Regions from separate parts of the Homo sapiens genome. Here region 1 is linked to region 2. A link is a contact called in ENCODE Hi-C data. All regions are on one chromosome and are shown on one strand. The core of a region is the stretch at or near the end of the contact, and the rest is flanking DNA. Distances in the headings are between cores, read along the strand shown. Region 1 holds the start of MAGEE1 (MAGE family member E1). Region 2 holds the start of JPX (JPX transcript, XIST activator).

Region 1 (4,274 bases), core at 816-3,315, 2.5 Mb before region 2:
TCCCGCTGCACCCCCATCCTCCAGAGCATTTCCCAAATCTCAGCCTCCTTGGCTTGGTTGCCATTCAGGAATATTTGGCCTAGAATCATCATCAGGAGGCCCATCTTTGGCCCATTTGGGCTCTCTTCTAACCCTTCAAAGGGCACAGGTCCCAGTTTGTTTAACAGAATGTAGGTGTGTGCCTCAGGGTCAAGTTCTCTCAATTCAAACCTAAAAATGCACTCCAGGTGGGCTGCTGCTCGCCTGAGTATCTCAGGAAACTGGTTGCGATATTCTTTAACAATATATTCCCGCATTTCAGACTCCCGGATAGGGTACTTGCTCTGATCCTTCACCAGCAGGAACTGCAACAGCTCAGCTACGTTCTGTTCCATAGGGTCTTGGGGCTTCAGGGTAATTGCAACCCGGGAAGTATTGAGGCCCATAATACTAATGGAGTTGGGGCTCTCACAGTCTCTCAGGACCTCGAATTCTATAGGGCCTTCTGCACCCTTAGGACCCTCAGAATCTGAGTCCACGGAGGCCTTGGTTACCCTAGGGCTTGGCAAAACAAGGGAACACTTGGAGGGGTTCCGGTCCACAGAAGCACTAGAGCTAAACAATGTGCTCGGGCCCTCACCAGGGTTAGGCAGCACGGAGCTTCCCGGTCCGTCAGGGGCGGTGGGCTGCACTAAGGTGCTTGCGCCCTCACCAGGAGTGGGCGGCACGGAGGTGTCCGATCCATCAGAGGCGGTGGGCGGCACAGAGGTGCTCAGTCCCTCACCGGGGATTGGCAGTACGGAAGTGCTTGGTCCCTCACCGGGAGTGGGCGGCACGGAGGTGCTCAACTCCTCAGTGGCGGTGGGCGGCACGGAGGTGCTCAGTCCCCCACCAGGGGTGGGCGGCACGGAGGTGCTCGATCCCTCACCAGCAGTGGGCTGCACGGAGGTGCTCAGGCCCTCGGTGGCGGTGGGGGGCACGGAGGTGCTTGATCCCTTACCGCGGGTGGGCACCAAGGAGATGCTTTGTCCGTCAGAGGCGGCGGGCAGCACGGAGGTGCTCGGTCCCTCACCAGGAGTGGCCGGCACGGAGGTGCTCGGTCCCTCATCACGGGTGGGTGGCACGGGGGTGCTTAGGCCCTCAGTGGCGGTGGGCGGCACGGAGGTGCTCGGTCCCTCATCAGGAGTGGCCTGCACGGAGGTGCTCAGGCCCTCAGTGGCGGCGAGCGGCACGGAGGTGCCTGGTCCCTCACCAGGTGTAGGCAGCACGGAGGTGCTTGGTCCCTCATCAGGGGTGGGCACCACGGAGGTGCTTGGTCCCTCATAGGCTGTGGGCGGCACGGAGGTGCTCGTTCCCTCACCAGGGGTGGGCGGCAGGGAGGTGCTCGGTACCTCAGAGGCGGTGGGCGGCACGGAGGTGCTAGGTTCCTCAGAGGAAGTGGGCGGCCTGGAGGTGTTCCGGCCCTCAGAGGCGGCAAGCGTCACAGAGGTGCACAGCCCCTTAGAGATGGTGGGAGGCCCGGAGGTGCTTAGGCCCTCACTGGGGGTGGGCAGCACGGAGGTGCCAGGTCCCTCAGAGATGGTGGGCTGCCCGGAGGCGCTTGAGGCCTCAGAGATGGTGGGCGGCACAAAGGTGCTTGGGCCCTCAGCGGAGGTGGGCAGAACGGAGGTGCTTGGGCCCTCAGAGGCGCAGAGGCCCTGGAGGATCTGGGAATCGCTGGGACCCTGGGGGACGTCTGAGCCTGGCACATCAGCGGGGAGACCGGGGGCATTAGGGGCCTGCATTTCGCCCCAGCTGCTGTTGTGCGCAGTAGCCTTTGCAACGCGGCGGCGGCGGCGGCGCGAATTCTGGCTTACCAGAGACATGGTCCTGCCCACCGGCGTTGGCGTGTAGGAGCAGACACCGACAGGCCCGCGATCTGGCAGAGAGGACGGGAGGTGTGTAGGTGCCTCGGCACAAAACTGCCGCTAGCGGTAATGATGTTGCTGCTGCTGCCAGAACCAAAGTTCCAAGCAACTGCTGAAGCTGAAATTAGAGGTGGTGAAAAAGGCAGGCACTGGCCAGCAGTGAATGCTAGTCTCACTGTACTCTGCTTCTCACACCCCGCCCTCTGCCGCAGTCCGCGCAGGCGCAGACTGGCTCTGCGGCAAGGCGAAATCGCCCCGCCCCGCCCCTCCCCTGGGCCTGAGAAAGTGGATGCGGTGGTTCTGCACCAAAGGAGAGCACTAGCAGAAGGGAAACTTTGGTAGGGTGAAGCAAGGAGCTTAGAGTAGATGCATTAGGGAGTAAAAATGGAAATAATAATAAATACTTCTCAGATTTAGGGTACGATTGGAGGGCTTCTACACAGAGTGCCAGGCACTTAATAGATTCTCAAAATTGGTAAATATCATTGAGATTTGCAGTTTTCCCGAAGCTGTTTCAAAGAAAATGTGCATTGTCTCTGGAAGGGTAGAACCCCCATCCCTGACCATGTCTCTTCTATCACTTTCTCCATTTATGTGTCTAACTCCTCCCCTAATGTTGTGAGCTAGAAAGAACTCTTTCCTAGAGGGTCTGAATGCCTGAAATTTAGTACCAATTAGGGAGCTTCGAACACGCTTGAAAAGCCCAACATTCCCAGCCCAAACTTTCCCAGTCACCCAGGCTTTAGTGGGAAAGCCACTAAAACTCTTGAAAATTTGTTTAATTCTTTCACTCCACAATCACCTGCTCATTTAATAGAGCTTTTGTGAAAGTCAGTTGAGATACCGAGTGTTAAGGGATGTGTTACCTGCTCTGTTTTGCTCTATTACTCTAGCACTTTTGAGCAGATCCAACCCTGATCCCTTTATTCATTCACTCAACAAACACTGGTCATCTATCCCGAAGTTACAGTTAATCTCTTTGTCATCAAGGAGCACCCGATGTAAAAATGGGAGTCAGAGAAAAAGTAAAGCTAAATTTTCTAGAAGTTTGTAAAGAATGCAGGGGATGGCAGGGTCAGTTCTACCTGTAGATGCAGAAAAGGCTTCATAAAAGAGGAGATGTTTAAAAAGATGAGTGGGTAGATATTTACCAAAAGGACAAGGATGAGAAAATCATTCCAACTGAGAGTAGCACGGCAGCAGTGAGTAAGAAAGAAAACACTGAAGAGGACGGGCAGGCTGTTTTTAGAAGTAGGGGAGAGAGAGAGAGGAAGAGAGATAGAGGGAAAACACTAACTTTCTGACACTCACACAACCACTACAATTCAGCTTACCACTATTGACCCTTTATTGATATGTTTATATCTTGCTGCAAACATTTATTATATGTTGTCTTTCTTTATATCTTCTCAAAAATCTGGGAGTATACTTTTGTCTTTTTTTCTTTTTTTTTATACTTTAAGTTTTGGGGTACATGTGCAGAATGTGCAGATTTGTTACCTAGGTATACACGTGCCATGGTGGTTTGCTGCACCCATCAACCCATCATCTACATTAGGTATTTCTCCTAATGCTATCCCTCCCCTATCTCCCCACCTCTTGACAGGCCCTGGTGTGTGATGTTCCCCTCCCTGTGTCCATGTGTTGTAATTGTTCAATTCCCACTTATGAGTGAGAACGTGTGGTGTTTGGTTTCCTGTTCTTGTGTTAATTTTCTGAGAATGATGGTTTCCAGCTTCATCCATGCCCCTGCAAAGGACATGAACTCATCCTTTTTTATTGCATAGTATTCCATGGTGTATATGTGCCATGTTTTCTTTATCCAGTCTGTCATTGATGGGCATTTGGGTTGGTTCCAATACTTTTTTTTAATACGTCTTTAGGAAAGGGAAAATAACTGGCTACAGTCACAATGTGTCACCATCTCTGTCTCCAATTGGAGAAGCAATCCCTTATATGAATAACCAGTTTCGGTTCTGTGAAGTCCAATGCAGTTTTTATGCCTGGGGCCTATTCAGAATGGGAGGCACAAAAAAACCTAAGATATTTCTAAGCTTTAGCAACAGATATTCCTAACCTAGGGTACAGTGATTTTTAAAGACCCTGAAGTTGTTCAAACCTATAAACTAAAAATTTTTACCTCTAGAAATATATTCTAAAGAAATAATAAGATATATGTGCAAATATTTAGCTAAAATAACTTTTATTATATAATTTGTTCTAGTATAACAGAGCTGAAAACTAAATGAATGTTAAATAACTAAAGAGTATTTGAAGAAATTATGGTACTAAAAATGGAATACCAGTAAGTCATTATAATGATATCAAAGAATTCCATTTCTAATAATGTATAGTTGATTGCAGCAGCCCTGCGGAAAAAAAACCCCA
Region 2 (4,610 bases), core at 898-3,397:
AATTTTGATTGGCCACTGTTACAGTAATAGTCAGATAAGGCTGGGCACAGTGGCTCACGCCTGTAATCCCAATACTTTGGGAGGCCGAGGCAGGCAGATTACCAGAGGTCAGGGGTTGGAGACCAGCCTGGCCAATATAGGGAAACCCGTCTCTACTAAAAATACAAAAATTAGCCAGGCGTGGCAAGGTGTGCCTGTAATCTCGGCTACTCTGGATGCTGAGGCATGAGAATCGCTTGAACCCAGGAGGCGGAAGTTACAGTGAACCGAGATCGAGCCACTACACTCCTGCCTGGGTGACAGAGCAAGACTCCATGTCTGTCTGTCTCTCTCCCTCTCTCTCTCTCTATATATATATAAAATAAATTAAAATTAAATTAAAATTAGCCGGGCACAGTGGCAGGCGCCTGCAATCCCAGCTACTCGGGAGGCTGAGGCAGGAGAATCGCTTGAACTGGGGTGGTGAAGGTTGCAGTGAGCCAAGATTGCGCCACTACGCTCTAGCCGGGGCAACAAGCAAGACTTCATCTCAAAAAAAAAAAAAAAAAAAAAGTCAGATAGACACTTGCTTTCTTCTTTCATTGACTTTTTTTAAAAATTCATCTTCAATATTTACAAAAAATAATCCATGCTAGAAGTTGCTATGTCACAGAAGTTTAAGAAATGCATGGTAAAAATCACTAAGTTTAAAATAATGGTTACCTCTGGGGATGAGAGAAGAGAGAGATGCAATCAGGGATGGGTACACAGAGAACTTCAACTGTCACGTTAATGTTTGATTTTTTTTTTACGTTGGGTGGTGAGAAGAGAGGTTCATTGTATTATTCCTTGTATATCTGTATATGTCTTAAGTATTTCATAATATATTTAACGTCTCCTCCAAAAGATAAAGAAGTTAATCTTGCATTCCTTCATCACCCCATCAAAAAAAAAAAAGGACTCATACTAGACTATTCTGCAACTTACTTTTCTCACATAACCATCCATCATAAGATTCTCTAGGTCAAAAGTCAAAATATTTCATAATATTTATGTACCAAAATTTACTCAAACATTCTCCTATTGATGGATACACAGGTTGTTTCCAGTTGTCACAAGAACAAAATAGTACAAAAGTATCCTTGTTCATGCGTCATTATATACTGGTACTTTTATTTCTGTAGGATAGATTCTTAAAAGTCAGACTTTTGAATTCCAGTTTTTGTTCAAGTGATATCTGTATTTTTTATTTCCCTAAATATTGCCAGATTCTTTTCTAAAAGGTTGCAGCAATTCATACTCCGCGGTAATGCATGAAATTTACTTTAATCACATAAGCATTTAACAACATATTAGATGTCACTCTTAACTGTCTTCCCCATATATATAGTAAACATGCTATGCTTAACATAAACTTAATTTCGCCAACAGATTTGAAAACAGGAAATCTAGCTCTTTTCTTAGTGAGTAATCAACCTGGCAATGTAAGTCCCCCAAAGATTACACACACACACACACACCTCTGAGATGCTTCAAGAACAAATGTTAAGTTTTTGCCCAAAACTCCACATTTGGGGTATAGTGGGCACAGAAAAAAATTGTTTAATCTAGTGCATAATGAATACGTTACAAACAAATTAATTAAAACTAATAAGTCTGGACATGAAAGGCAGAACAAAAAAAAAATAAAGTTAGGCCCAAGAGGTTAGGCTGTTCCTAGGAAAGCTCTGAGGAGATGGAATCCATTTTGGCGCGACATGGTGTCAATAAAAACCCATTTAAATAAGGAAAAAGGAAAGAACGACCCATATATCCCTCCTAGGAGCTACCTTCTGCAACTTCCAAGCTTCGTCAGTAGAAGTTAGGCGATCAGCGAGAAAGAAATTATTCTCCGATATTTTGAAGAGACTGGAGAGAGAAAAATGGAATACAGGCCGGTTACTCCCCCGACTCAGGCCACGCGATCCCAAAGTGTGTAGCCTCGCTAACGGCCACTTCTCTAGCCAACGTGAGGCTCATCACTCACCACAATACTATTAACTGGCGAGTTTCTGGACTTTTGTTAGTGGACTCATACTTCGGACGCCTTGCAACCCCCGTAAGGACGCAGTGATTGCACTCCGTGCAAACGCCGCCATCTTAAGTCTTCCACTAGCCCTAGGGCATAGGCGGATGAAAGCCGGGGGTGGGCGTCACAGCCAAACAGGCCCGGCGCCCAGCCGTCGTGCACTACCTAAATGCCTCCGCCGGCAACATGCACCAGCCGTTGCCGTGCCCCAGCCGTTGCCGTGCCGCAGCCGTTGCCGTGCCGCAGCCGTTGCCGTGGACCCTCCCCCAGTTTCCTGACCTGTTGCACTTCCTCTCACAGCCTTTATCTCTTTTGAAATTCCCTTTTCCTTTTTCTTTCTCTTCATTTCTTTTTTCCTTTCCCAACCCAAATTTCTTTTAGCTTTGCCTCGACTCCTTTCTTTCTTCCCTATTTCCAGATCTCTCACTCTCATTAACTTTACCTCACAAGTATGATAGACAAAGCTGCCATTCACTTCTGTTATCTCACTAAGTCATTGCAACATCAGGTAAGCTGAGGACTGATTTTTTCCTGTTTTATAGATGACGAAATTAAGGCCCAAAGAGGTGACCCAATTTTCCAAAAGTGCTAGAATGAGCTAGAACCTACTTCTTTTCACTTTACTAAGCCCCGTGTTCCGATAGATGAGGGTGTATGTACTTCAACCAACTAATGGGAAAACAGAAACCAGAGGGTTTTGGCCTAGTCATACAGTGAGTCCGTCAATGGCAAAACTGGATTCAGAACAAGGTGCTTCCTTTAATTCTGTAAACAAAAGAGTCTTCATAAAAGAGTTGGTAGCCAGGTGTGGTGGCGCTTGCCTGTAATCTCAGTGTAATCCCAGCTACTTGGGAGGCTGAGGTGGGAGAATCGCTTGAACCCGGGAGGCGGAGGTTGCAGTGAGCTGAGATCGTGCTGCTGCATTCCAGCCTGGGCGACCGTGCCAGACTCCGTCTCAAAAAAAAAAAAAAAAAAAAAGAGTTGAGATGCTGCTCTTGAGCCTAAAAGTCCTTCCATCTTCCCTCTTCTTTTATTTATTTTTGTTTTATTTTTTTGAGACGGAGTCTTGCTCTGTCGCCCAGGCTGGAGTGCAGTGGCGCGATCTTGGCTCGGTGCTACCTCCGCCTCCTGGGTTCAAGCGATTCTCCAGCCTCAGCCTCCTAAGTAGCTGGGATTACAGGCATCTGCCACCATGTCCAGCTAATTTTTACTAGAGACGGGGGTCTCACCATCATGGCCAGGCTGGTCTTGCACTCCTGACCTCAAGTGATCCACCCGCCTCAGCCTCCCAAAGTGCTGGTATTATAGGCGTGAGCCACCGCACCCAGCCTCCCTCTTCTTTTAGATTCAGCTCTTTTAGATTCAGTCCTGACACTTCTAAGAGGCCTCTATATTTATCAAAACCTTTATCTCTGTTGTTCCCGCTCCATGAGGGAAAATACACTAGCTGGATACCAGCCCCAAAAGTATGAAAAAACCGAGGCCAAAACTTGTTTGTGAAGCATTATGTGTGAGTGGTGCAGGTTTCTGGGGGAAGGCTTGTGCTTCACCGGTAAGGAAAAGACACTTTAGAGGTCCTAATCCCTTTCCAAAGCTATAGTTTCTCTCTATGCACTAATGTTGTCTCTGGTTTTCTACGAGACCCCCACATAGAACACCTCTTATTCTATTCATTTGCATCATTACTTTTCTGTCTTTATTTTGATATCGTCACCCTCAAAAGGAAGGTAATGATACACAGTTGTATAAAACATCTGGGCATTGACATATGGACATTTTGGAGTAAAACACCAAAAACACCACATAAAACCAGTTACGTGTTCAAAGGTCAGTAATAGAGGTGGAGAGGTCTCTAAGCTTAAACTGTTTCATCTCCTAGGGTTTAGGCATATTTGAGCACATCTTGGAAATTTGTAGGACAGGCACCAAAAACCAATTGCAAAAGGAACTGTTGAGCTCCTAAGAAAGAACTAGTACTAAAAGAGTAGGGAATCAGATAGACAATGTAGGGTAAAAGAAGGATCAAGTCTGAATGTTGCAGAGGAGGCAAATATGACTGTAAATTCTGTCATATTTTCTTTTGGCAGTAGCACACCATGCATTTATTTTGGGGCAGGTACAAAACATCCCTCTGTAGTAATTTAATGGTAAGTAGAAAGGGGGATAAAAATGAGTGAAACCTGCCGGGCACGGTGGCTCATGCCTGTAATCCCAGCACTTTGGGAGGCCGAGGTGGGCGGATCACCTGAGATCAGGAGTTTGAGACCAGACTGGCCAACAATTACAGCAATACAAAAATTAGCTGGATGTGGCGGTGGGCACCTGCAATCCCAGCTACTCGAGAGGCTGAGGCGAGATAATCACTTGAATCCAGGAGGCGGAGGTTGCAGTGAGCCGAGATAGCGCCACTGCACTCCAGCCTGGGCGACAGAGCAAGACTCCGTCTCAAAAAAAAAAAAAATGAAATCTATTGCAGTTTTGTTCTGATGACTCTTGGGACTTTGTCTGTTTGGGAGGAAAATGACTTTTTATTTATTTATTTTTTTTATTTTTTTGAGACAGA

The links. A loop is a pair of places that touch in the nucleus more often than their neighbours do. Pooled maps may share reads with other maps.
Region 1: a loop to region 2 is called in a map of CD4-positive, alpha-beta T cell, with 7 times the contacts of the local background. The contact joins the promoter of MAGEE1 here to the promoter of JPX in region 2. A Hi-C loop is called at or near these places in 2 of 168 maps with a recorded cell type or tissue (CD4-positive, alpha-beta T cell and naive thymus-derived CD4-positive, alpha-beta T cell) and 6 of 50 pooled maps.

Annotation. Positions count from the first base shown.
Region 1 is chrX:76,425,501-76,429,774 of GRCh38, reverse strand. MAGEE1 (MAGE family member E1) reads right to left here and starts at 2,065. Exons shown (of 1, transcript NM_020932.3): 1 at 1-2,065. The coding sequence starts at 1,844. RefSeq lists enhancers at 1,208-1,337, 1,808-2,017.
Region 2 is chrX:73,941,861-73,946,470 of GRCh38, reverse strand. It overlaps JPX (JPX transcript, XIST activator), which reads right to left and starts at 2,147. Exons shown (of 5, transcript NR_024582.1): 1 at 2,006-2,147; 2 at 1,809-1,887. RefSeq lists an enhancer at 2,023-2,122.